Regions from separate parts of the Mus musculus genome. Here region 1 is linked to region 2. A link is a loop called in an ENCODE intact Hi-C map of the cell type or tissue named here. Cell type or tissue: left cerebral cortex. All regions are shown on one strand. Links, peaks and the distances in the headings refer to the core of each region. The heading gives the core; the rest is flanking DNA. Region 1 overlaps Gm31482 (a long non-coding RNA gene). Region 2 holds the start of Rapgef5 (Rap guanine nucleotide exchange factor (GEF) 5).

The links. Peaks named below come from ENCODE experiments on the same cell type or tissue, not always from the same donor. Only the 100,000 strongest peaks of a DNase experiment are listed, where the experiment ranks them.
Region 1: it touches region 2 in a loop (2.3-fold over the local background); 6 of 42 quality-filtered maps call a loop at or near these places.

What each region holds. Positions count from the first base shown.
Region 1 is chr12:117,473,741-117,485,911 of GRCm38, forward strand. All of the region lies in intron 1 of Gm31482 (a long non-coding RNA gene), which reads left to right. Among named protein-coding and RNA genes, the nearest start is that of Gm31482, 14 kb to the left of the region's middle. In left cerebral cortex, for the core only: no CTCF peak of the experiment used is centred there; DNase peaks (open chromatin) are centred at 5,555, 7,567, 8,841, 9,139 and 1 more place; H3K27ac peaks cover 2,079 bases.
Region 2 is chr12:117,527,864-117,540,034 of GRCm38, forward strand. It overlaps Rapgef5 (Rap guanine nucleotide exchange factor (GEF) 5), which reads left to right and starts at 6,065. Exons shown (of 26, transcript NM_001373989.1): 1 at 6,065-6,370. The coding sequence starts at 6,155. In left cerebral cortex, for the core only: a CTCF peak has its summit at 6,830; DNase peaks (open chromatin) are centred at 3,032, 3,446, 5,531, 6,132 and 5 more places; H3K4me3 peaks cover 2,761 bases; H3K27ac peaks cover 5,025 bases.

The DNA.
Region 1 (12,171 bases), core at 2,391-10,390, 54 kb before region 2:
ACTCTTTGGTTGGTGGTTCAGTTTCTGAGGGCCCCCACTGGCCCAGGCTAGTTGACTCTGTAGGTCCTCTTGTGGCGTCCTTGACCTTTCCAGCTCGCTCTATCCTTCCCCACAAGATAGTTATAGTTTATCCACTCCCCACAAGACTCCCAGAGCTCTGCCTACTGTTTGGCTGTGGGTTTCAGTCTCTGTTTCATCAGTTGCTGGGTAAAGTCTCTCAGGAGACAGTTATGCTAGGTTCCTGTCTGCAAGCATAGAAGAGTATCATCAATAGTATTAGAGACTGACTCTCTCACATGGGATGGGTCTCACTTTGGGCCAGTCATTGGATCTCTGCTCCATCTTTATCCCTGAACTTATAGGCATGACAAATTTTGGGTCAAAGGTTTTGTTGGATGGGTTAGTGTTCCCCTCCCGCCACTGGATAGCTTGCCCAGCTACAGGAGGTGGCCTCCTCAGGCTCCATATTCCCCACTGTAAGAGGTCTCAGCTAGGGTCACCCCAATAAGCTCCCTGAAGCTTCCTGAATCCCATAAATGACCCCCCTTCCCCGACACACACACACATTTCCATTCTCTCTTTCAGTCTCCCTGGTTCCTACTCCCTTTCCCCTCCCTACCCCTCTCCCACACAGCTCCCTCCCTCCATTTTCTTCAGATGTCTATTTTGTCTCCTCTTCTGAGTAAGATTCAACATCTTCCCTTGGTCCCTCCTTGTTACTTGCATCTTTGGGTTTGGTTTACAGCCTGGTTAGCCTTTACTTTATGGGTAAATCTACTTATGAGTACATACCCTTTGTGTCTTTATGGGTCTGGATTACCTCACTGGGGATATTTTCTAGTTCCATTCATTTGCCTGAAAATGTCATGATATTCTTGTTTTTAATAGCTGAGTAGTATTCCATTGTGTAAAATGTACCACATTTTCTGTTACCCATTCTTTGATTGAGGGACATCTAGGTTGTTTCCAGTTTCCTGTATTTTGAGTAAAATTGCTAAGAACATAGTGGAGCAAGTGTCCTTGTGATATGGTGGAGCATCTTTTGGGTATATACCCAGAAGTGGTACAACTGGGTCTTGAGGTAGAACTATCCCCAATTTTTTTAGGAAACCACCAAATTGATTTCCAGAGTGGTCGTACAAGTTTGCAATCCCACCATCAAGCGAGAAGTGTTCCCCTTTCTCCACATCCTCACCAGCATGTGCTGTCACTTGAATTTTTGATGTTAGCCATTCTCATTGATGTAAGGTGGAATCTCAGTCATTTTGATTTGCATTTCCCTGATGACTAAGGAAGTTGAACATTTCATTAAGTGCTTCTTAGCCATTTGAGTTTCCTCTGTTGAGAATTCTCTGATCAGTTCTGTACCCCAATTTTTGATTGGGTTATTTGGTTTTGTAGAGTCTAACTTCTTGAGTTCTTTATATCTTTTGGATATTAGTCCTTTGTTGGATGAGGGGTTAATGGAGGTCTTTACACAATCTGTAAGTTGCCATCTTGTCCTATTGATAGTGTCCTTTGCCTTACAGAAGCTTTTTAGTTTCAGGGGGTCCTGTTTACTAATTGTTGACCTTAGAGCCTGATCAGTTCAGGAAGTTGTTTTTATTGTTGTTTTGTTTTTCTTTTGGTTTCTTGAGTCAGGGTTTCTCTGTGCAGCCCTGGGTGTCCTGGAGTTTTCTATGTAGACCAAACTGGCCTCAAACTCAAGAGATCAACTTGTCCCTGGCTCCCTATTTTTTTTTATTATATTATTATTTTGTGCTTGCATAGTCTCTACATTTTAGTTATAGTTATATAACTTTGTTAATATCTTTGTTTATTTTTTACAAATTGGAACCAGAAGAGCAAGAAAGTAAAACCAGTCAATATGTTACTTTTAGCAGCATTGTTAAGGTATAACATCACAACATACATTTATTATTTTATGCATAAAGTCTAATGACTTTTAGTGGGTTTATAGATCTGTGCAAAGCTCACAGCCATCTATCTGTGGATGTTCTTTCGTTTTTGGAACAGGGTCTTGTGTAAGGTTAATGCTGGTTAGCCAGAGCCACCACCCTCAAGATCCTTCCTGCTGTGGTCTGAAGTCATAGTCCTGGAATGGCAGGCATGTACCACCGTGCCCAGCCTTTCGAATAATCCTTAGAACACCATCATCCATCATCTCCAATACATCCTTCTGCGCAATGCCATGCACTTTCTACTTCTCCTCAGCCCCTCAGGCAGACGCAGAGCCATTTCCAGACTTTCTGTATTCTGGAATATATATATATATGTGTGTGTGTGTGTGTGTATGGCCAGCTCTTTTTAGTATTTTTTTCAGTAGGTATTCAATATAGAAACAATAGTATTGTTTCTATAGGTATGTTTTAGCACCTCATTTCTATAAAGTGCCAGATAATAATCTGTTAGTGATTGTACCACATGGAATTGAGGATTCCAGTTTGAACTATCGTGACTGCAATGCTTCTTTGAACATCCAAGTATAAGTCTTCATGCAGACAGACACTATTATTTCCCCCGAGAAAGCACCTAGGAGGATACTGCTGGGTTATTTGTCAACTTTATGCTTTAGGTTTTAGCCAGCCATTTTCCGAAGTCATCCACGGCTATTCCAAGTCCCCGCCAGCATTTGACAGTGTCCTGGAGGTTCTTCCCACACAGCTCCTTCATGTGAAGCAATTTCTCCTTTCCCCATTTGCTTGTGATATCTTTTTAATTCCATTAAACGCCTATAGAAAAAGCACTTTTATGTCTTTAAGCCAAATAACTCCTTTCCGCATGCCTTTCATAAAGCTTTGCATCTTTCTTTCACATCCAAGCAAACATAAGCATCTCATAGTGAATTTTGTTAAATGAGATGCATGATAAACCAATGTCGCTGACTTAAAATTATTGGTGATTACTTCGAACCTTTGTGGAAACAGTGGGAATTGAGTCCTTGGGAAAATCAAGCCATGGGTGTGTTCACCCTGGATGTGTGCATCCTGGGTGCTCAAGCCATTTGGGGAACTGCTCCTGGGGAAACCCCTGCTGAGCCTGTGAATATTTTTTGACTCTCTTTTGTGATGACAATGTTTACAGCAGGCGAATTTTAGTTTGTGAAGGAGCATGAAGTCATTTGGAGGCAAACCATGTCAGTAATATGGCTGATTGAAGTGAATCAGAAATATGGACCACCTAATAGTATCTCTATGTGTATATACATATACACAAGCACACACTGGCTTTCTCTTTCTGTGTGCTTCTAGACTAAGCACAAAGTATTTCAAAACTAGTTGTCAATTTTTAGGGGGTACTGGGGCTCTAACATAGGGCTTCACACATGATAAATATGTGTTCTACCAATATCTGGGTCTTATTAATATCTTTATTTACTCATATTTAAGTTTTTAATTTAAAATTTAATATATTTATTTTGCTTATGTACATGAGGCACACAGACATGTAGCCAAAATACTCATATACACAAAATAATAATTTTTAAAGCAAAAAAGAGAAGACAAATACACTTATAAAAGATGTGCAAGTGTTAGCACACTTGTTTTAAGGCTTATCCAGCCGTTTGATGGTGAGAGTTAATTTCAAAGTTAACTTTGATAATTCTTCCCCAAGACACCCCCATGGGAAATTCTCATATTGAATGAAGAGGTCCTTACTTCAGCATTAGGCTCCCTGCTGAGCACATAATGAGATTCATGTCTCATTGTCACTGAACGGTGAACTTGATGAGAATCAAGCATAGCCACACTCATTGGAGGTGTCTTTGGAATGTTAATGAATCCTGTTTCTTACAAGAATTCTTTTTTCCTCTTAATTTACCAAGACACTACATTTAGGTCCAAAAAGAATGTGAGGTTCAAGGTACCAACTTTCCACGAAGTCTGTCAGTCACTTGCCTACAGAATCACAATAGCTCAGATGGCAGGACTGATGCTTCCCGTTAAACACAGGAGGACGTTTCTTTTTCAGATGGATTTGATAAACCCAGGAGTGAATGTAAAGGAAATGTTGATGCCTCTTTGGAACTTTTGAAAACAGAGTGCATGCTCATGTACCTGAGAGAGCCAAAGCCTAATCCTGTCTGAGATGGCAGGAGAGGAGAGAGGAGCTCTTGACCACAGACAGCTGCAAACCATATCCCACCACTCATCAGACCCCCTCAGTATTGCTGCTTTTATCTGGTTTCAAAAACCACTAATGTTTAATACTTAAAATTCAGCGATCATGGAAAATGAAAAGAGTGGAAAATAAAAAAAGAAAAAATTCCCTTATTCCAGAGGAGTCCTAGCATGACTTGCCGTTGGCAGACCTGTTTTCCATACTCTTTCTTCATTTGCTCAGAAATAGACCCAGAAGCTTGTATCCAAAACCACTGCATGCTTTTGTGACTGACCTTTTTTGCTTCCTGTGCTATAGGCTCATTTCCTCATCAATGAACATACGGCTTTTGCTGGCTAAGAGTGTCCCCTGGCATGCATGCACACTGGGTGTTCAGCCAGTTTGACCTATGGATGATTTAACCTGCTTTCCTGTAAACCCTTGTGTATATGTCCTTGTGGAGTTGTCCAGTAATTTCATAGGATCTTATTCTTGGAAGCAAAAGGGCTTCTATGGTACATAGTTTTGAAAAATTTGCTGCCTCCTGCCAGCTTCCCCTCCAGAAAGGTCATAGCAATTTACATTATCATTGGTTATGTTTGACAGAGCCCATTTCCCACATTTTCTAAATAACACGGGCTTCTGCCCACTGAAGGCTGGCTGCTTTCAATATACATTGAGTCCTAGGAAAGTTGAAGTTTTCAATAATCCATCTTTCTTTTGTTATTTGCCTTTAAGGTCCTTTACACTTGCAGGCGCGCATGTGCGTGCACACATACACACACACCACACACACACCCAACACACACACACACACACATCTCACATCTCCGTACACAGTTATCATTTTTTTAACTGTACTCATTTTGGATGTGCTGGACAGAAATTTGCTACACAGATTATTCTTTAGATTACACTAGCTATGATTAGAAATCGTGATCTTCTGTAAGCCAGAATAAGTCAGATGAAGTCAGAGGGTTAGTTAGTTAGATGTAGAATTACAGGGAAGATTGCAAGTATCCAGTGCAGAATGGGCAGGCATGGTCATTGCCCGTGCTGTAGAATCTGATCAGGATTCTTGTCACTAAACAAAGTCAGAGCCACTTGACTTGATAACTGGACAGTGATGCCTAGGATGCATGTGGGTGGGAGGAGAAGGAGGTAGAGAGGAGGAGGGAAAGGGCAGGAGGGAGAGGAAAGGAGGGAGAGGGGATGAGGGAGAGGGGAGGAGGAAGAGGAGGGAGAACAAAGGAGGAAGAGAGGATGTCTAGGAAGTAGGGAAAGTGGTCCTTCAGGACAGTCCTTTGTTTGCATACCGTCTCAAAGTACCAGTAGCTTCCTCTTTTCTTTCCCCTCTCCTCCTGCTGTCCACACCAGTAGCTTCCTTTTTTTCTCTCCCCGCCTCCCCCTTCCTGTTGTCCACACAAAGGACATGTCCTAAGAGGCACAAGTAACCAGTGCCATTGTGTATTCTCTCCTCTAAGCCCAGGAAAATAGGGGCATGGATACTTTTTCTGCTTGAAGACAGGGCTAGAGGGGAAGGGCTGGGGCATTTGCTTCTCATCCGGGGATCTGCTGCAAGAGAGAGAGAGAACTTTGCAGCATGCTTTGTCACCAGGTGCAGGCAGAGCCAGGACCACATCCCAGTTCTCTGGTCACTGAGAGCCATCCTACATCCTCTCTGCCCTTCCCTATGACCCCTACTCTTCAGTTTTGTGAGCTTTTGAAAACATTCCCTCCTTTATTTCTTTGGGTAAAATCCAGATCCCTTATCTGACCCATCAAGCCCTGCCTTACCATTGCTCCTTCTGCTACCTACCGCATCTCTTTGCCAAATGCTCCCATCATCCCAGTCCAGATTCCCTTATGTTGGGGCATGCCTCACCAGGGCTTTTGCAACCTGCTGTCCCTTACACAGGAACTGCCCTTCCCACAGGAATCTACACTAAGTACCTCCTCCTCAGGACTCTGCCCAATACCACCTTATCTGAGCACCATGTGGAGACTCTTGGCTGGCGACTGTATTCAGGATGTCTGTGCCATGAGGCTGCCCGACAGGAAAGAGATGAACCTGAGCACTGGCGGGGACCAGAGGCAAGGACAGCTCGCTCAGGAAGGAAGCTGGCAAGGAGGCTCGGGTCTTCACCTAAGGTTCAGGAACTGAGGCTATCTTCCTTTATTCTCCCCAGTACACGTGCCCACCGCAGAGCCAGCTGCACAGAGTAGCACACTTTCTGTGTACAGCTTCTGTGCTGGGACCCTCCCAGCCTGGCCCCTCCCCTTGCTTCCCACCTCCCTGATCTCCTCATTTCCTTTCCGAGATACATATTCCTTTCTCCCTGTCCTAACTCTCACGGACCAGAGAAAGTCTGTTCTTTTCCAAGTATATCCAGGTCTTGATATGTCTGCTTCAGCTAATCCCTACGTAGCACATTCCCCTGGCCCAGTCTCAGCTCTGGGAGCTAGCTGGGTAAAAACACTGTAGTGTTCAGTCTCGGAATCAAGAGCTAAAGCATCAGACCAGAGCCGGTGACAGCCGAGCTGAGCTCACAGGGGGCATAACTCTGGAAACCCTGTTCTGGACTGGGGCTTTTCTAAAACACCATAGGTGGTGGTCAAATAGCTCTAGGTAGGGATGGAAGGGCCAGGTACACAGGGAGACTCGTCATATTTAATCTAAACAGTGTCCATGTGACCTAGAGTGAAGTGTTAGGGACAGCCTGCCCAGAGCCATGCCACTCTTTTATGTATGAGAACGAGTGTAGGGAGGATTAAGGATGGGCAGAGTGGTTTGGAGAGGGCACAGGGGAATCTGGCTCCTTAATGGTCAGATGCGTTTACTATGAGAGCGTCAGGACCTGCTGTCTACCCTGGCAGAGGGAGGAGAGGCAGAGAAAAAGAGACTGCTGGTGGGCAGTGCTCCCTCTCAGAATGTGGAAGGTTTGTTCAAAATGCAAATGACCATTTGGTTTATTTATTTTATTATTTGTGAAGGATGTTTGGAGAACTAATAAAACAAACCTTTGGTTACCAGATTTCTGGCTAAAATGTTTCCAGTGAATGAAAGTTTGTCACATAAGATACTGCCTTCTCATTAACATACTTGAGGATAAGCATTAGAAGACACGTGCATGAACGTACCTCAGGACTCAGAGCTATGGTATAAACACTTACCCATAGTGCTCTGGGCAGAAGGCAAGTATAGCCTAATCATCTCAAACAGTAGCGTGACTCCCTGACCCCATGACCAAGACTGACCAGGAAGCACTTGCTGATGACCAAATTTGATATAAATATGCTGAGCCTCATTTCCCCTATCTTAGATGAATAGGCTTTTTTTTTTTCTTCCCCTTCACCAAGTGCCATTCTGCCAAGCCCTGGAAATGTTAGTGGGAAGCTAGATCTTCTCCTGAGGAACCCAATGACCATGCAAGAGGGAATTTCCCAGAGAACAGCAAATGACCACAGAGGTGACTCATGCACTAAGAGATTAGCAAGGGAAGGGAGACTGAGGAGGAAGGCAGCTACAGGGTCCTGAAGAGAAAAGACTAAGGTTATATAATCACAGAGGTATAGCTTACACATACATATATACATACATACACACACACACACACACACACACACACACACACACACACACACTTGTTTGTTTAATTTGGCTTTTAAAATATGGGTCTATTCACCTACAATTTACACTCTAATGATTGAACCTCATATTGAGGTTTTTAGCTTATTTTGCCAAGGTGTGGCCTGGTGGGCTTTTAAGGCCTCGTAGTAACTAGTGGTTTCACTTCTTTCGGTATTTCACGGTCCTCTGTGTGCCAGGTATTGTGATGGGTCCACAAGATACAAAATGAAGATATCAAGGGCACCATTTGAGGGAAACCAGCCAATTAATCAAAAAAAATCCAAACTAATGGTGTATGACAGCAATCACAGTGATTTCTTGAAAAGGGAAGTGTCAACCAGGCCACCAAGGGTTATGTTTGTACAAGTCTAGAAAATCAAAATGACTGTGCCTTCTGGATTGGGATAGTGAGGTTCATGTGGAGTTTCCTCTGCACCCAAAGAGTGGCTGATCTGGGGGAAAGCCTGGTTCAGCCGAGGGTCATCTCTACTGAGGCATAACGCTAGACATCCCAGGTCAGAGTATCTGTTTCTCAATTTCTTTGTAGTAGCTGTTCTCAACCATGGGTGCATATTAGGATTATGAGGGGCTGACCCCTAGTCCTGGCTGCACCCAGACCGATAAGTGTTGCATTTCTGTCTAGAGGTGGATGAGGGAAGAGCAAGGCATCGCCACTGTCTAAAGTTCCCCTGGCGGCTTCCATGTGCAGCTCAGGTTAAGACACACGGAGTTGACTGCATGAGAGGACCAACCAGCAAGAGATTTGAAAACCTTCAAGGTGATTGTAGTGTACAGAAATTACAGAGCACGTACTGTGGGCAGTTACCCATATGCAAGGCCTGGGAGCACTCTTGCTAAGTCTCTGGAGCTGTTTGCTGTATTAGACACTCATAATGAAGCTTTATTCTCTGGAAAACTGGTCTGGAGTGGCCATTTGTCCTGTGTTAGAACTTCTGCTTCCCCATCTGCAAGGCCTCACCTTTGTTTTGGATGCATGCTATGGTCTTCAGAGCCTTCCTGGCTATATCCTCAATTCTCCTGTCCTCTTTGTCACCAACTGCTCAGGCCTGCTGGGATTCTGTCCCTGGATGTTGGTGGACCTTATGTAGGGAATTTGCTGTGCTGATCCTGCAATCCTTATTCATAGGAATCTGAGCAACTCTGCAGAGAACGCAGAGAACACTTGTGTTTAACACAAGGCTTTTGGAGAGAGAGAGAGAGAGAGAGAGAGAGAGAGAGAGAGAGAGAGAGACTGAGAGAGAGAGAGAGAGAGAGAGAGAGAGAGAGAGAGAGAGAATGAGAGAGAGCTCTTTCCAGCAGACAAGGCAAACACTTCCTTGGCTCAGGACCTTTCTATACTTTGCACTACAGGCAGCCACTAAAAATAGAGCGTGTGGGAGGGAGCTGGAGTCCTTTTTTGGTCGTCCTTGCCTCCGAATAAAGCAAAATGTCTTCAGGGGGTTCCAGTGAGCAGCCAGGATATGGGAAGACAATTTCAGTGGGCTCCCACTATATCCCCTGTAGATAGGGCCCTGTTCCTACCATGAGAAAGTGAAATTTAAAACTCAAATCTAGCAGTAACCAAGCCAAAGACCAGAAACTATTCTAGTTTGTTTTCCCTGGTTCCTGCTCTGACTCTGGAAGAATTCCTTCTTTTCTAAACCATTGCTGGAAGCACTGTCTGCAGCCTTCCCAGTCAAAAAGACCCAGACTCTCTCTTCTTTATTATAGCTCTTTATTCACACCAACCTAATTTTATACATTATATCCACATCAACCTAATTTTATATATCAACCTGTCCTTTCTCTCTCTCTGTCTTAGCCTTAAGATCTGAACTCTGGTCATGTATCTCTTTGAGAATTTAGTGACCAATCTGGTCCAGAACTTCAGAAAATTTCACCAGAATTTCCAGGCTATTTGTTTGAGTGAGTACATGTGTGCATAGCCTTCCCACTCATGTGTGTGTGTGTTCACACTGGTTAAGTGCTTATCTTCCTATCATATCCAGAAGTTTAGGTTGCTCTTTTGCCATTCTTAGAATTAGAAATCAAAATTTATACATGCATGGCCTCATTATATACGAGAGTTCACCTCTGTGGGTATGGGGCAACAAACTGGCAAGGGCAGGCACATACAATGATGTACATATGTGTGTGCGTGTTAGGATAACTTTTAGGATTTCTTCTCATCTTCTACTTTTTTTGTGGTATGGTCTCCTGTATTTCTGCTGCCACACTATGTTCTCCAGGCTAGCTGCTCTCTGACCTTCTGTGGATTCATGTGTCTCTACTTCTCATCTCTGGGCAGAAGTGCTGGGATTACAGATGTGTGTCATCACATGCAGCTTTTTTTTTAAATTCACTTTACATACCAATATCAGCACACCCCTTCTCCTCCACCCAGTCTTCCCTCATACAGATCCTCCCACCATTCCCCCTCCTCTGAGAAGACAGCGATACCCCCTGGGTATCACCCTCCTGATACATCAAGTCACCGCAGGGCTAGGTATATCCCCTTCCACCAAGACCAGACATGGTGGTGGTGGTCCAGTTAGGGGACTGGAATCCACAGGCAGGCAGGCAACAGATCAAAGGACAGCTCCCATTGTTTGGGGACCTGCATGAAGACCAAGCTGCTCATCTGCTACATGTGTGCAAGGGGCATAGGTCCAGCCCGAGCTCGTTATTTGGTTAGTGATTCAGTCTCTGGGAGCCCCAAAGGTTCCAGTTGTCTCTGATGGTCTTCTTGTGGAGTCCCTGTCCTCTTGGGTCTGTCTAACCTTCCCTCAACTCTCCCACAAGACTCCTCAAGCTCCATCTAATGTTTGGCTGTAAGTCTCTGCATCTTTTTCCTCCATTGGCTGTTGGGTGGAGCCTCTCAGAGGACAGTTATGTTAGGCTCCTGTCTGCAAGCATAACAGAGTATTGCTAATAGTGTCAGGGATTGTTTCTTACCAATAGGATGGATCTCAATTTGGCCAGTCATTGGTTAACCACTGCCTTGGTCCCTCTTTGTCCCTGAGCATCTTGTAGACAGAACACATTTTTGGGTCAAAGGTTTTGTGGGCTGGTTGCTGTCCTCATCCCTCCACTGGGAGTTCTCCATGGCTATAGGAAGAGGTCACTTTAGGATCCATATCTTCCACTATTAGGAATGTCAGCTAGAGTCTTCCCCACAGATACCCCAGGGCCTCCCCTGTTACAGGTCTCCAGCACATCTTAGAGATACCCTCTCCCACCTCCCACCTCCCACCTCCCACCTCCCACCTCCAACCTCCCACCTCCCACCTCCCACTTCCCACCTCCTACCACCCACATCCAGCTTTTAACTTGGCTTCCAGGGATCAAATCCAGCTAAAGAAACTAGTGTTTTTGCTCTCTTAACCCTTTCATAGGCCCACTTTCCCTAGCTTAGTGTGGAGAAAAATACACTGTGGTAAGCAAGGCAATGAGGCAAGTGCCTTGAACTTGGAAGGAACTTTCTCCTCCTTCTGTAAAAACTTTTTAGGACTGCTATAGCAAAATACCATAGAATAGAAGGTTAAAATAACCAAAACTCCTTTCTGGAGGCCCCAAATCCTAGAAGCAGTATCAATAGGCTTGTTTTTTTCTGAACCCTCTCTCTTTGCCTTGTGTATGGCATCTTCTCCTCTCCCAGTGACATCATGTGCTCCCTTTTCTGTGCCTGTCTGGTTCTAATCTCCTCTTACAAGGGCAATAGACATGATAGATTAGGGCCTGATCTATGCTTTGTTCAATGCTCACCACCTCTCTAGAAGCCCATCTCCAAATAGAGTCACATTCTGAAGTTCTAGGAGTTAGGACATCACATGAATTTGAGGAAAACATTTGATAATTTTTTTCCATGTCAAGACACTGTTCTAAGAGTTTCTACTTGGGATGTGAGTATAGCATAATAGGAGAGTGCTTGTCTAGCATCATAAGACCCTGAATTTGGAACCTAGCATCACACATACACACACACACACACACACACACACACACACACACACACACACACAGAGTCATCTACATCTTAACTGATTCCAAATTCTAAAATATTTCAACAGTCCTCTGAGAAATCATCACCATGTTACAAACGGATCAACTAAAACACTGAATGGTCATAAAGATAGTGATAGCATGCTCTTCACAACTGCATGGTACCACCTTTCAGAAACCAGCTCAGTGATAGTGTGTAGAAGAAATAATCCATGAGTCTCTTCTCATAACAAGATTATTCTCACTCTACTTGTTCTTTAAGGATCCACAAGAGAATAGAAGTGAGCCAAGGGTGAGGTACACGTCCAACTCCACAGTCATTCAGGGATCCAGGCTGAAGGAGGCTTGTCATGGATTGAATATGCTTAGCCCAGGCACTATTTGGAGGTGTGCCTTGTTAGAATAGGTGTGTCATTGTGGGTGTGGGGGCTTTAAGG
Region 2 (12,171 bases), core at 2,131-10,130:
GGTGCTTTGAAGTTTACAGTCTTACAGGCATTAACTCACTCAACCAGCAAAGAAAGTACACACAGAATGTACCAACACAGGAGCCATTTCTGTTAAACTCATCTTGGGGATTACTCTTTTAGTGTTTCATGCCTGGATCTCGCACCCTGTCTTGTTGGCTTCCCAGTGTTCAGCGTCTCCCTGTGCTAAGGCACTTTATATACTGATGCTAAAATCATCTTCCTTCCCTGCTGATCTGAACATGCCACCATCTGGAGTCCATTTATAGCCTCCAATCACCCTTGGGGGTAATGTATTTTCCCATAGCCTTAGCAAATCTCATTTGCCAAGACCTCTGTATTGCCTTCCTTAATTTAGGGCAGCAGCGTAGGTGAATGCCAGTGTGTCCAGGAGGAGAGACCCATCCCAGATGGGAACAATGAAGAAGGCTTTTCAGAGGAAGTGTTCTTTGGTGTGCAGAAGGATGCATAGATTTCCTTAGCTGGGGGGTAGGGGAGGGAGAGTAGGACAGGACTGGCCTAGATTTATTGCTGTCTGTTGGTTACATTAAGTCCTTCATTACTGTCTTGTCACGCTGGGCTTTTGATCATGCAGGATTTTTCTTCCCTGACTCTGAATGCCTAACTTAAGAAGTTCCCAGTGTGATAGCTATACAGTGTATGAAGAGGCACAGAGAGATTTTGTTTCAAGACCATCAGTACAAGGAGTAGAAGATGAACTCATATGGACACATATCCATCCTGGCACCTATCCCTATCAGGTGTTCTCTTTGACTGGAGCCACTGATGCAAATAGCACAAGGAAATGTTATCACCCCCTGGGGGGAGTATTTGCTTGAGGCATGGTTCGTGATATGCTATAAAAATAACAGGGCTGTACCACACAGGTTTGTCATGAGCAGTGTGAGGGCAGATAGTTCTATTTGTGATTCTTGAAAACCAAAATAAAGTAAGCCTAACATTTTAGATCTGAAACATGTTTCATTATTTTGCTACATTTCTCTCAATTGCATATTCATTCCATACAAATCACAAAAATAGCATGAGTATCAAGTACACACATGGTTCTCTCTGGCATTCTCGGTGAGGCAGTCTGGGAAATGAGTTTTGTGTGACATAATCTGTCTTCTGATCAGCTAGCTACTCAGCTCTGATCCTCAGAGAGGCCAGGCTCAGGTCTGTCTATTTTAGTCATTATATACTGGGATGTTGGCCGAGCTGAATAAAAAAGAGAAATTACGTGTTTATTTCTGAAAGCTGATACAACAATATAAAGGTATTTCAGTGAGGCACACTTCAGAGTTGGGTATGTAAGAGGGATTGTACTAGGAAGAGGGTACACCAACGTCCTGGCAGCTGTGACGGCCGAGGAGTCATGAGCCTGATGTGCATTGTGCCCAAGGACAAGCAGGTAGACAAGTAACAGTGAGACACAAAGGACGACCCGTGTATCCATGATGTTTTGGTATTTATGGTAATCATACAGGAGTATATAATTAAATGAAGAAAAGCCAGGGAATCACTATCCTGAATTTTATACAGCCAGGGATTCAGAGCCATCTGCGGAATGTTCTCTAAGGGCAACCTACCTGTGCACCTCCTGCCCCATCCAGCCATCATGACTTTGAATCTGACACAGCTCTCCAGTCTTCCTCATAAGCTCCCCAACCCCCATGCTCTCCTCTCATTATCTCGGTTTTCACTCCTGTGCCCTCTGACTTAGCCAGTATAGCTGCTGTATAAACTGAAGCCCACAGAACCTGCTTGCCCAACCTTCTGACTTCTCTAAATATGGTGCCAGTAAATTCTTGTTTGATTAGGTAATACATTCACAATGTATGTACACAAATGTACATATAAACACAATTATATGAAGAAAATATTCTACCTTTTCTTCCTTTTTGGCCAACTCCAATAACATTTTTCCCTTGGTGCTAGGGATTGGAGCTAGGGCTTTTCACTTACCAGGTAAGCACTGGGCTACTGTGTGTCCCTAGCCTTTGGCTTTTTGAGACAGAGTATAACAATATAATTCAGGCTGTCTTTGAATTTACACTCCTTCTATCTAATTGGCTGGCACTGAAGACATGACCCACCACACTAGGTAAAGACATTTTTATAGTTTCTTTATGCATAGACCTCCCTCCCCTCAAAGGAACATTTTCTCATTTTAATCACATTCTGTTTTGACCATGTGTTTGATCATCATAGTTACAAAATAAATACTCTATACTTAGGGATTAATACAATTTATTATTTTACCTCCCCATTCAGTGGTTGATGGTGCTCAGCTGGTAGCTCTTACTCAGGTTCCTCAAATTTGGTTGCCCTCAAATGCTGAAGACTAGCCTGGGCTGCACATCTCAAGTGGCTTATGGATAGTCGACATTTGATAATGCTGTTGAATGGGAATTCAGCTGCCAGAAACCTTCCACACTGGGTTTTTCTACATATCTACGATGGCCCCTTAAAACAAGGCAGTTGGCTTCTGAGTGAGCACATTCTACCAACAAGCGTTCTGAGATAGCAGGAAATGGAATCTGCCAGGCCAAATTAAGGGCTATTTACAGATCTAGTGAAATCATCCCCATGTAAACATTGGGACAAAGCCTTCCCAAGCCTGTTCAAATGCAAGGAAGTAGAGTCCCAGACCCAAGTCTTCAAGGTCCCATTATAGACTTTGGGCCATGGTCATCTTCCCAGAGTGTGGTCTGCAGCACTGTGAGAAGCCATTTTGTACCCTCTTTCCTGCCTCTTGTCTCATCTAACATCTCAGTCAGTTTTGCCCCACTCTTGCAGCAGTTCAGCCCTCATGACATTGCAGATAGTTCACTGTCAGGGTCATTTTCCAGCTCTCCAATTTCTCTTCACTACAAAAAGCCTGTCTAATTTGTGGCTTCTCACGACAGGCATTTCCACAAGTGTAGCCTTGATGATGCCATTTCCATTCGTAAAAAATCATCAGCTCTGGTTCCTTAGACTTCAGGCTGGCTAGTGGTCTTGTTAGAGTGCTGCGGGGTTTGTACATGCAGGACCCATAGTCTTTAAGCTTTCAATAATACAACGCCAGGATAATTTTACTTAAACCCAGGTGAAGCCTTATTTGAAAAACTGAGTTTGCATACATGAAAGCATTCACTTATTCAATGACTGTGGTCGACTGCTAAAATACTAAACAAAAGAAAAAAAATCTGCTCTCACAGGGTGTATTTCTAGTTTCAGAGAGGCAGCAAGAGACTAAGTCTGTACAGTATATAGAATGATTATGTAGAATGTTGGAAGGCAACAAGCTCTGTGAAAGGCTTGGGAAGGGCTGTGGTTTTATATCACACGGTCATAAAATGCTTCCTTGAAATGGTGACATTTGAATGTAAGAAATGGAATGGTCTGGGCGAGAGAAATCTCTAGGATGTGCCATATTGGATAGCCAGTGGCCATATGCTGCTGTCTAAATTTATATAATTTAAATTAAATAAAGTTAAAAACCTAGTTCTTCAGTCACACTTGCCACATTTCAAGTGCTCAGCAGCCACAAGTTTCAAAAGGCTGGAAAAAAAAATCCCTAGAATATTCCTTTCAGGATGCAAGCGCTGTAGCATAGCATTACAGAAGGGTGGTACTCCGGGCAAAAGGCAAGGAGAGGGTGCTGGGGTGGGCTTGTCTGAAAGGAGTGGTGTGAATTTTCTACTAACAGATTCCTGCTCTTTCTGATATATCGTGTGTGTGTGTGTGTGTGTGTGCAAATGCACGTGTGTAGGTGAATATCCTTATGTGTGTGCATGCATGTGGAGGCCAACCCTGGCTGCCAGTTCTCAGGTTCTTTTCATACTTGGATTTTTTTTTTTGTTGTTGTTGTTGTTTTTAAATATAGAGTCTCCTACTTGCCTGAGCTTACCCCTTTAGATAAGGCTAGCTGGCCATCAATTCCCCAGGGGTCTACCTGTCTTTACCTCTCCAGCCCTGGGATCAAAAGAGGTGACACTAATTATGCCCTGCTTCCTTATTCTTGTTTGCTTGTTTGTTTGGTTGGTTTTGAACATAGTTTCTTAGGATCTAACTTGGGTCCTTGGACTTGCAAGGCAATCAATCACCTTAGCAGACAAACTACCTTCCTGGTTCCCACCTGCTTACTTTTATGCTAAGTATGTGTGGCCTTTATTATTTATTACTTTAACCTAAATAGACTTTTCAAAAGTCCTTATTGATGTTGTGCCTTAGATACATGGCATGGCCGATTCTATAGACTCTATGGTGTAAGTTTCAAACTCCTAAATCTTATATTGAAAACTGTGAATCTGTGAATCTGTGAATCTAGGATTACAGTGCAAGCCTGTAATCCTAGCACTTGGAAGACAAAGAAGGGGTGCCAAAAGTTCAACGTGATCCTCGGCTACATACGGTGCTCAGGTCGGCCTGGGCTACAGGAGACTCAAAAAAAAAAAAAAAAACAAAAACAAAAACAAAAACAAAAACAAACAAAAAGCCAAAGGAAAAAAAGCTGCTTGAACATGTGTGAAGACCGAGAATGTCAACTAGGAGACAGAACATATGCGATCTCTTCTGTAGCGGAGTGAAGTCATAGATAATTCAAATGTTACTTCTCAGGGATGATATGACTGGCAGAAGGCCCCACAGATCAGAATGTTAACTAGGAGTGTCCTGGGAACTCCTTGGAACCAAGTACCAACCCCTTAGCTGGCACATTTTAACCTAAAAATCAAGAGACTGATGTTAGAGATACAGATGTAGAGTTTCATTCTTGGATAAATCTGCATCACAGACATTTGGAAACCATAACAGACTATAGAGCTCATTACTGACTCCTTCTCAATAAATGTACATAGGTTAAGGGGACAAAATGTAAGTCTTCTGCAGTAAGCGGACAACACAAATTCTATTTCCCCCGACTTCTTCATTATGACATCACCCTTCTCTAACAGGACATAGCCTCCAGGTCCAAAGGCTCCCTCTGGCCCTATGTGAGCCACCTAAGAGTTTGAAATCACAATTTCAAATCTCCTTGAAGGGCTCTAAGCTTTAAGACATTGTGTAAATTTCTTGGCCTGGCTTAGGTTGCTCTTCCCAGGAGGTTTTAGTATTTACATTCACTTGATAATTAGCAAGAGTTTAGGGACTACCTGATTTCCTCTTAGTATTTATCTACATCAGGCTGAATTTCCCTTTTCTTAAGGGCAAGATCTCCACTCTCCCTACTCGGCCACATTTCCCGTGTGCACTTGGCCAAACATCTGCTGTGTGAGATAGTAACCTTGTCAAGGATCCTTACTTGTCATTTTAAAGGTTTTTCAGATCTTTGGCGGTCATAGGTAAAGAGTGGGTCTCAGCGTCCTAGTGCTGAGGGGTTAAAGGCCTTGTTGAAGATTCACAACCCCTTGGAGTTGAAGGCCTTCCTGGAATGGTTTCCACTGAGCACTCCACAATTCCTACCTCCTGGAATTGTATAAGCAGTGATTCATGCTGCGCTAAGCCTTTACAGTTTACCAAGCACATTCACCAGACACAGAAGGCTTCCAGGGAGGTCAGGTTCCAACATGTCAACAGAGATTCATCTTCGGGCCACCAGACTTGCACCTATTTTACTAAGCACCCATCAAACCCAACTAGTTTTCTCCGCTCCCCCTTTTATGAGGAGCGCGCCTACCGACCACTGAGTGGGCAATGTTGTCCCAAGAAACCAATTCTGAACATTTTCTAGGATACCGACTGTGCTGTGGGGCTAGGCTAAGCGCCGGAGGGAGGAAGACCTCTGAGCCTTCTGGGTCGCAGTCCAGGCCACTCCTGGCTGGAGCAAAGGGACTTTTTAGACTCGGGGGAATGGGTCCGGGAGGAGGTTTTTGGGAATGGCGCACCTATGCAGGCTCAGAGCACTCGCCGCTCCAGGGCCCCTTCCGCGGGCGGTGGGAGTGTCTCAGCCGTCCGGAGGTGAGCGGCGGGGCGGGGCGGGGAGCACCTGGGCGGGGCCGGGGCGGTGCGCGGGGCCGAGGCTCCCAGCCGGGCGCGCGCCAATGGGCAGCGGCTGGCAGCGCGTCCCGCGCCTGAGCCGCAGTCGCGCCCTCTCGCTGCCTGGCGAAGGCGCGGAGGCGAGCGCGGAGGAGAGCAGCCGCGGGCGCCGCCGCAACCGTCAGGGCATCAGGATGGCGGTGGGCTCTGTCAAGATGCAGCCGCCTTGCGAGAGTCCGGCCCTGGCCTCGGCGGCCCCGGCCGATGGCCCTCTGCGCCGCAGCCCGAGCGCCCGGGAGCCGGAGCGCGAGCCGCCCGCCGCGTCTCTGCGGCCGCGCCTCAGGGACCTGCCTGCGCTGCTGCGGAGCGGGCTCACGCTGCGGAGGAAGCGGAGCGCCGCCGGCGCCCGGGTGAGTGGCCCGGGCGCGCACGTGGAGCCCTCGACTGCCCCGCGGGCCCGCCACGCCGTGGCTGGAAGTTGGGGAGGTGGCGGGACTCCGCTGGAGCGGGGCCTGGGACGTCGGGGTTAGGGGGCGCCCCTCGGGCTGCGACGGCCACCCTTCCCCCTAGATGCACCTGAGCGCACCCGGGCGCCGGGGCATCGCAGGAAGAAGGGCTGTTTGCTGCTTTCTGTGGGGAAGCTGCAGGTGTCCGGTGACTGAGTCAACCAGCCCCGTCTCACAGAAAGTCTTAGGCCTCCCGCAGGTCCTGTTTGCAGGTGGCCTGCGACGTGCGTGCTTGTTTTGGAAGACTCAGCAGTGTCTGGGCGTCGGGACTGCCCTGGCAGCCGCCACTGCTGAGGGGGAGACTTAGGAGTTGGAAGAGCTTGGGTGAGCTGCTAGCGCTGGGAGCACTCAGTACTCCGGGACGCCCCCTAGAGCGGGAGAGGGTCGGACCCCCGGGAATCTCAAATATCGACTTTCTGATGGTGTGTTCAGATATGACTTCCTGGTGAAGGAGCATTCCTTGTGTTGTAAGTGCATCTCACGACCTGAGCAGGCCAGACATGTTTTTTATGTTAAAAGGAGGGCCTGCTTGTCATCCTGGTGATCCTCAAGCCACTCAAGAAAGCCCCAGTAAGCTCTCACTGACTTCCTTCCTACTCAGCAGAGCTTGGGAATACCTTGGTACATCCTACTCATACTTTTTTTAAAAATTATTTTTTGATTATTATGTAGTATTTACTGAAAAATCGTAACAATGGTGTGATTTTTTTTTTTTTTGACTAGAAGTCTTAGTTATATGTCATGAAAGGAGACAGTAGTTGGAGACTCACAGCTCCTGTGATGTTATTGGCTTGCGGAAACCTAAGGGCTGAGGAAGCATTTGTTCTGTCGTGGCTTCCTATAGATGGGCAAGGATCTGAATTGCTACAGTTCTTGTTCTCCAGGCTGTGTTTTCCCTTTCCTAGGTATTTTCTTCTTCGGTGCTACCTTAAAGGATTGTTCTTAGGATTCTCTCATGCAATTAGATAATTTTTAAGTCAGCCACCAGGAAAGTTTTAGAATTGCCCACACAGTAATCATGGTTTTTTAATTCACGTTACATTCCGCTCACTGCCCCCCCACTTCCGGTCACCTCCTCCTACAACACTTCGCCCCTCTCCTTCTCTGAGTGGGTGGGCTCCCCTGGTTTTTTTCCCTACCCTGGCACATCAAGACTGCAGAGCTAGGCACGTCCTCTCCCACTGAGGCCAGACAAGGCAGTCCAGCTAGAAGAATATAGCCCACAGACTGGAAACACTTTTTGGGATAACCCCCTCTCCAGTTGTTTGGGACCCATGTGAAGACCAAGTTGCACATCTGTTCCATATGTGTAGGGAGGCCTAGGTCCAGCCTGTGTGTGTTCTCTGGCTGATGGTTCAGTCTCTTGAGAGCCTCAAGGATCCAGGCTAGTTGACTCTCTTGGTCTTCCTGTGGAGTTCCTAACCCCTTCGGGACCTCAGTCCTTTCCCCTACTCTTCCATAAGAATCCCTAACTCCATCCACTCCACACAGTAATCTTGATGTGTGGTGTATAGGATTGCTTACAAAGAAAGGCAGGAAGTGTGTCCTCAAGATAGGGTGGCTAAATAAACACAAGACCCAGAATTATAGACTTTGCAAGAATCTAGGAGAAAGTAGGTCAAATTGTGTTCCTATTATCCTTGACAGTTACTTTTCCACGGCACAGAATGCTGAAGACATGGGCAGCCGGGAAGTCTGTGACAGGAATTGTCCACAGATCCATCTGCAGCATTCATCTACACAGGGACTCTAGTTTCTTGCTGCCTGGGATGATGATGTTTGCCCTGTCAATATGCAGACTGGCCCTAACTTTCAAACTACTCTGTATATGGGCTCTTCAAACAAGCTACTTTACTAATTCTTCTTCAGTCACACTACATTGTATTAGTTCTTTAAGAGCTTAAATGCATGTCTCTCTTAAAAGATTGAGTGTCAAGTTTTTCACTGTTGGGAAACTCCCACTTTTATCAGTTTCTCCCTCCTTCTGCTTCAGGGGAGACTATTTTAGTTTGCTTTCTGTTGCTGTGATAAAACACCATAAACAAAAGCATGGGAAGAAAGGTTTATTTCATCTTATAGCTTACAGTTTATCAACTGTAAAAAAGTGAAACTTGGGGGAGGAACTCAAGACAGGAACCTGGAGTCAGGAACTGAAGCGGAGGCCATGGAGGAGTGTTGCTTACTGGATTGCTCACCATGGCTTCCTCAGCCTGCCCAGGGGTGTCACTATTGAGAGTAGGCAGCATCCACCCACATCAATCAGCAAATCAAGAAAATGCCCTACAGACTTGCCTACAGGCCATCTGATTGAGGTCTTTTCTCAGTTGAGAGTCCCAGATAACTATAGCTTGGTTGTCCTGTTGAAAAACACTAACTAGAGCAACTACTGTTGCGATTTTTGTAACCCTCATTGTCAAAGGGGTAGGAAGGAGTTTGAAAGAAGGGAAACAAAGTAAAATCATGTGCTCTGTGTCATGCAGCTTGAGACACTGTAACACAATACCCTAAACTTGATGGCCTGAAGAGATGTTTATTTTCTCACAGTTATGAAATCTGGCAAACCCAAGCTCTGTTCAGGCTAGTTTTGTTTCTGTACAGGGCATTGTCTGCCTTGCAGGGGCCCATTTTTCCTCTACCCATTCTTATGGCTTTTCTTCAGCAGGGTCAAAGACAATCTTGTCCTCTTTTTATAAAGCCACTAATCTTACCATGAGGCCCTCACCCTCACAACCAAATACAATCTAAATACTGCCAAAGATTTCCATCACAGTATTCCACACCCCCCCCCCAATTTCCATATGTCATCACAGTAAGGGTTTGAGCTTCAACTTAAGAATAGTATGGATGATGTAAATGTCCATAAGAAGGGGTTTGAGAGGAAGAGAGAAATAGTAAAATATATCCCAGGCTGATTGGCAGGTGATGAACATCTGATATTAACTGGGTAGTCCCCTTGATTGGGACACTGATATTAATGTAATGGCAGCATGACTCAGAGACTCAATGAAAACTGTGAGGCCGTACCTACGGATTTGAGCTGAGTGATCTCTGTTCATAGAAGTTCACTCGGCACAAAGCAGCTCTGAGTATTGCACTGTTGGTGAAGAGGTTGAATCATACCAAAATCTGACCTAGTAGTTCCTATGCTGTTGTCCATGTTGTCTGAGACTCCCACAGTTTGAGACCATCCAACATCAACTCAGCTCTCTATGGACTGTGTTGTTCAGCCCAGTACCTTACAGAGTGTCTCTTTCTGGGACAAGTTAACCTGTCATTTGGTTAATACAGCACACTTCCTTGGTTCCCTGGTTCCTCTGTTCTGTTGTTTCTAATGGTATTGAATTCACTGTGCATACTCATTGAGAAGACTGCACCTCCTTTGGACAAGAAAAGCAAAAGCTAAGGTTTGCATTGTAGGAAGACTTGCTACTTTTTACTACGGCTACATTTTGCTATGGAAACATTTTTAAACATCAATGGCAACACCAGGTATTCTGGAATCCCATTATACCAAATCTTGTTTCATTTGTGGTAAGGGATGGGATGGGGAGGGGGTTGTTTCTGGTATAATTTAAAGCAACCTCTGAGTTACTTCATAAAAATTGCATCTGACACCTCTGATAAGGACCTTACAGCCACCAGCACCCTCCTCTGTGCCAGCATGGTAGCTTATGGCTGTATCTAGAACACAAGTCTGTCAAAATTGCAAGCTTTGGCTACAGAGTGAGCTCTGCACTCCTATTTAAAATAAAACAAGTCAAACAAATAAACAAAACAAAGCACTTGTGACTTTTTCGTTCCTAAGACAGTTAACATTTCTTAGCACAGTTCCTACATGCAAATCCTCCTGAAGATGCCTGTCTAGCTGTTATTATTAGAATCAGAAACTAAGAGTGCCACATGTTGATTTTGATTCTTGAACTTTTAAGTCCGTTTTATTTTATAACAGACTCCACCCTCTTTTTTTTAATGATATTGATTTGCAAGACAAATTGGATCCTTAGTCCAGGACTCTGTCCTACTTTCTGGGTGTTAGTTAACCCATTCTTCCATCCCTATAACCTGACAATTCCATACGGAGGCTGGACTGGATTCAAAAGCACATACCGTTTTTGAGTAGTACTGTGCTAGGTGTCCCTGTCATTTTGTGGTGCTGATAGGTCAGGATTCTTCCGGAGTAGTGAGGACTGACTGATTGACGCAGATGATGTCACTTTCCCTTCTACCTTTCACCTGATGGTTTTAGTTTCTTAATTCCTGAAGTCATCTTCATTAGGGAGTGCAAATACATCGACAGTCTGAATACATCATTCCTGTTGCACCTATTATTTGGAACAGTGTTCGTAAGTGCATTCTACCAGGAATTATTTGGATTTTCCAGCATTCAGGCTGCATAGGAAAGAAGGGGGGAATCCTGTTTTCCCCATGTATCATTTTTCATAGTAATGCTTTAATTACTAACAGCCTTCATGAATAGCCAGAGTTGTTCTTTTCTTAAGATAACCACAGTTGTTCTTTTCTTAGTGTCATCAGGAATTAATGCATTTGTTCCAGTCTGTTGTGGCAAATTCTCTCTTGAGCGTGTGTCCTCTTCTCCCCCATACTTAGCATATGGTCTCAGTAGACTAGAAGCCTTTATACTTTCTGATTTATCATGTCCATTTTCGCCCTCACATTTGAAACTGCCCATCTGTCTAAGGATCACAAATCTTTTAAAAAATGTATTAGCAAAAATAGTTTATTTCTCGAATGTTTTGCTTCTTTTAGTGTCTATCTCTTTCCCCCCTTGGTCTTGGCCTTCTACCTTAATTTTTGAAATTCTTTAAAGATATTTCTAACCAGGCTATTTCCAAAATTGATGGTGTAGAATAGGTGTTGATGACCACTCCATCTTTCTCTATATGCTGTCAGATGCTGGGAGTGACATATTTTGGGTTTTACTACTGGCATGTTTCCTCTTAGACTCTGGGATGCTCTTCTTTATCTCAAAGTGCTTTATTTACAGTAGGTAGCTGATTCAGTTGTTCACAGTGGACAACAATGTCTGCTAGTGATGCTCAGCCATTGGCTTCATCATGGTTCTCTAGTGATGCTCAGCCATTAGCTTTCACAGTAGATGTTTGCCCATTGTCTTCTAGTGATGGACTTTTCACCATGGTCCTGTAGAGATGCTCTGCTTATTATGGTCCTTTAGTGATGCTCAGCCATTGACTTCATCATGGTCCTGTAGTGATGCTCAGCCATTGGCTTTCCCAACGGATGCTTCCCCATGGTCCTCTTGTGATGCTCAGTGACTGGCTTTCACAATGGAGTCTTCACCATAGTCCTATAGTTATGCTTAGCTTACTATAGTCCTCTAGAGATGCTCACCCTTTGACTTTCTCTTCAGGTGGGTGGCTTACTTTCCTTCTGTGACTCCTTTTACTTACTGCACTTCACTAGCTGGTGGCCCTGTGGCAGATGCAGAATAGAAGAACAAAAACTAGAAAGGACCACTGGTATCCACCCCACCTCCCATTTTAAATTGAGGGATCAGGTCAGCCTGGGACTCACTGTGTCTCACAGCTTGGTCTTGAACATGTAGCATCTTCCTACTTCAGCTTCCCAAATGCTGAGAGTGCAGGCATGAGCAATCTTACTGAGATGACATAAACAGAGTGACCCTTTTACTCTGTCCAAACTGGAACACCATGGGTGTGACTCAA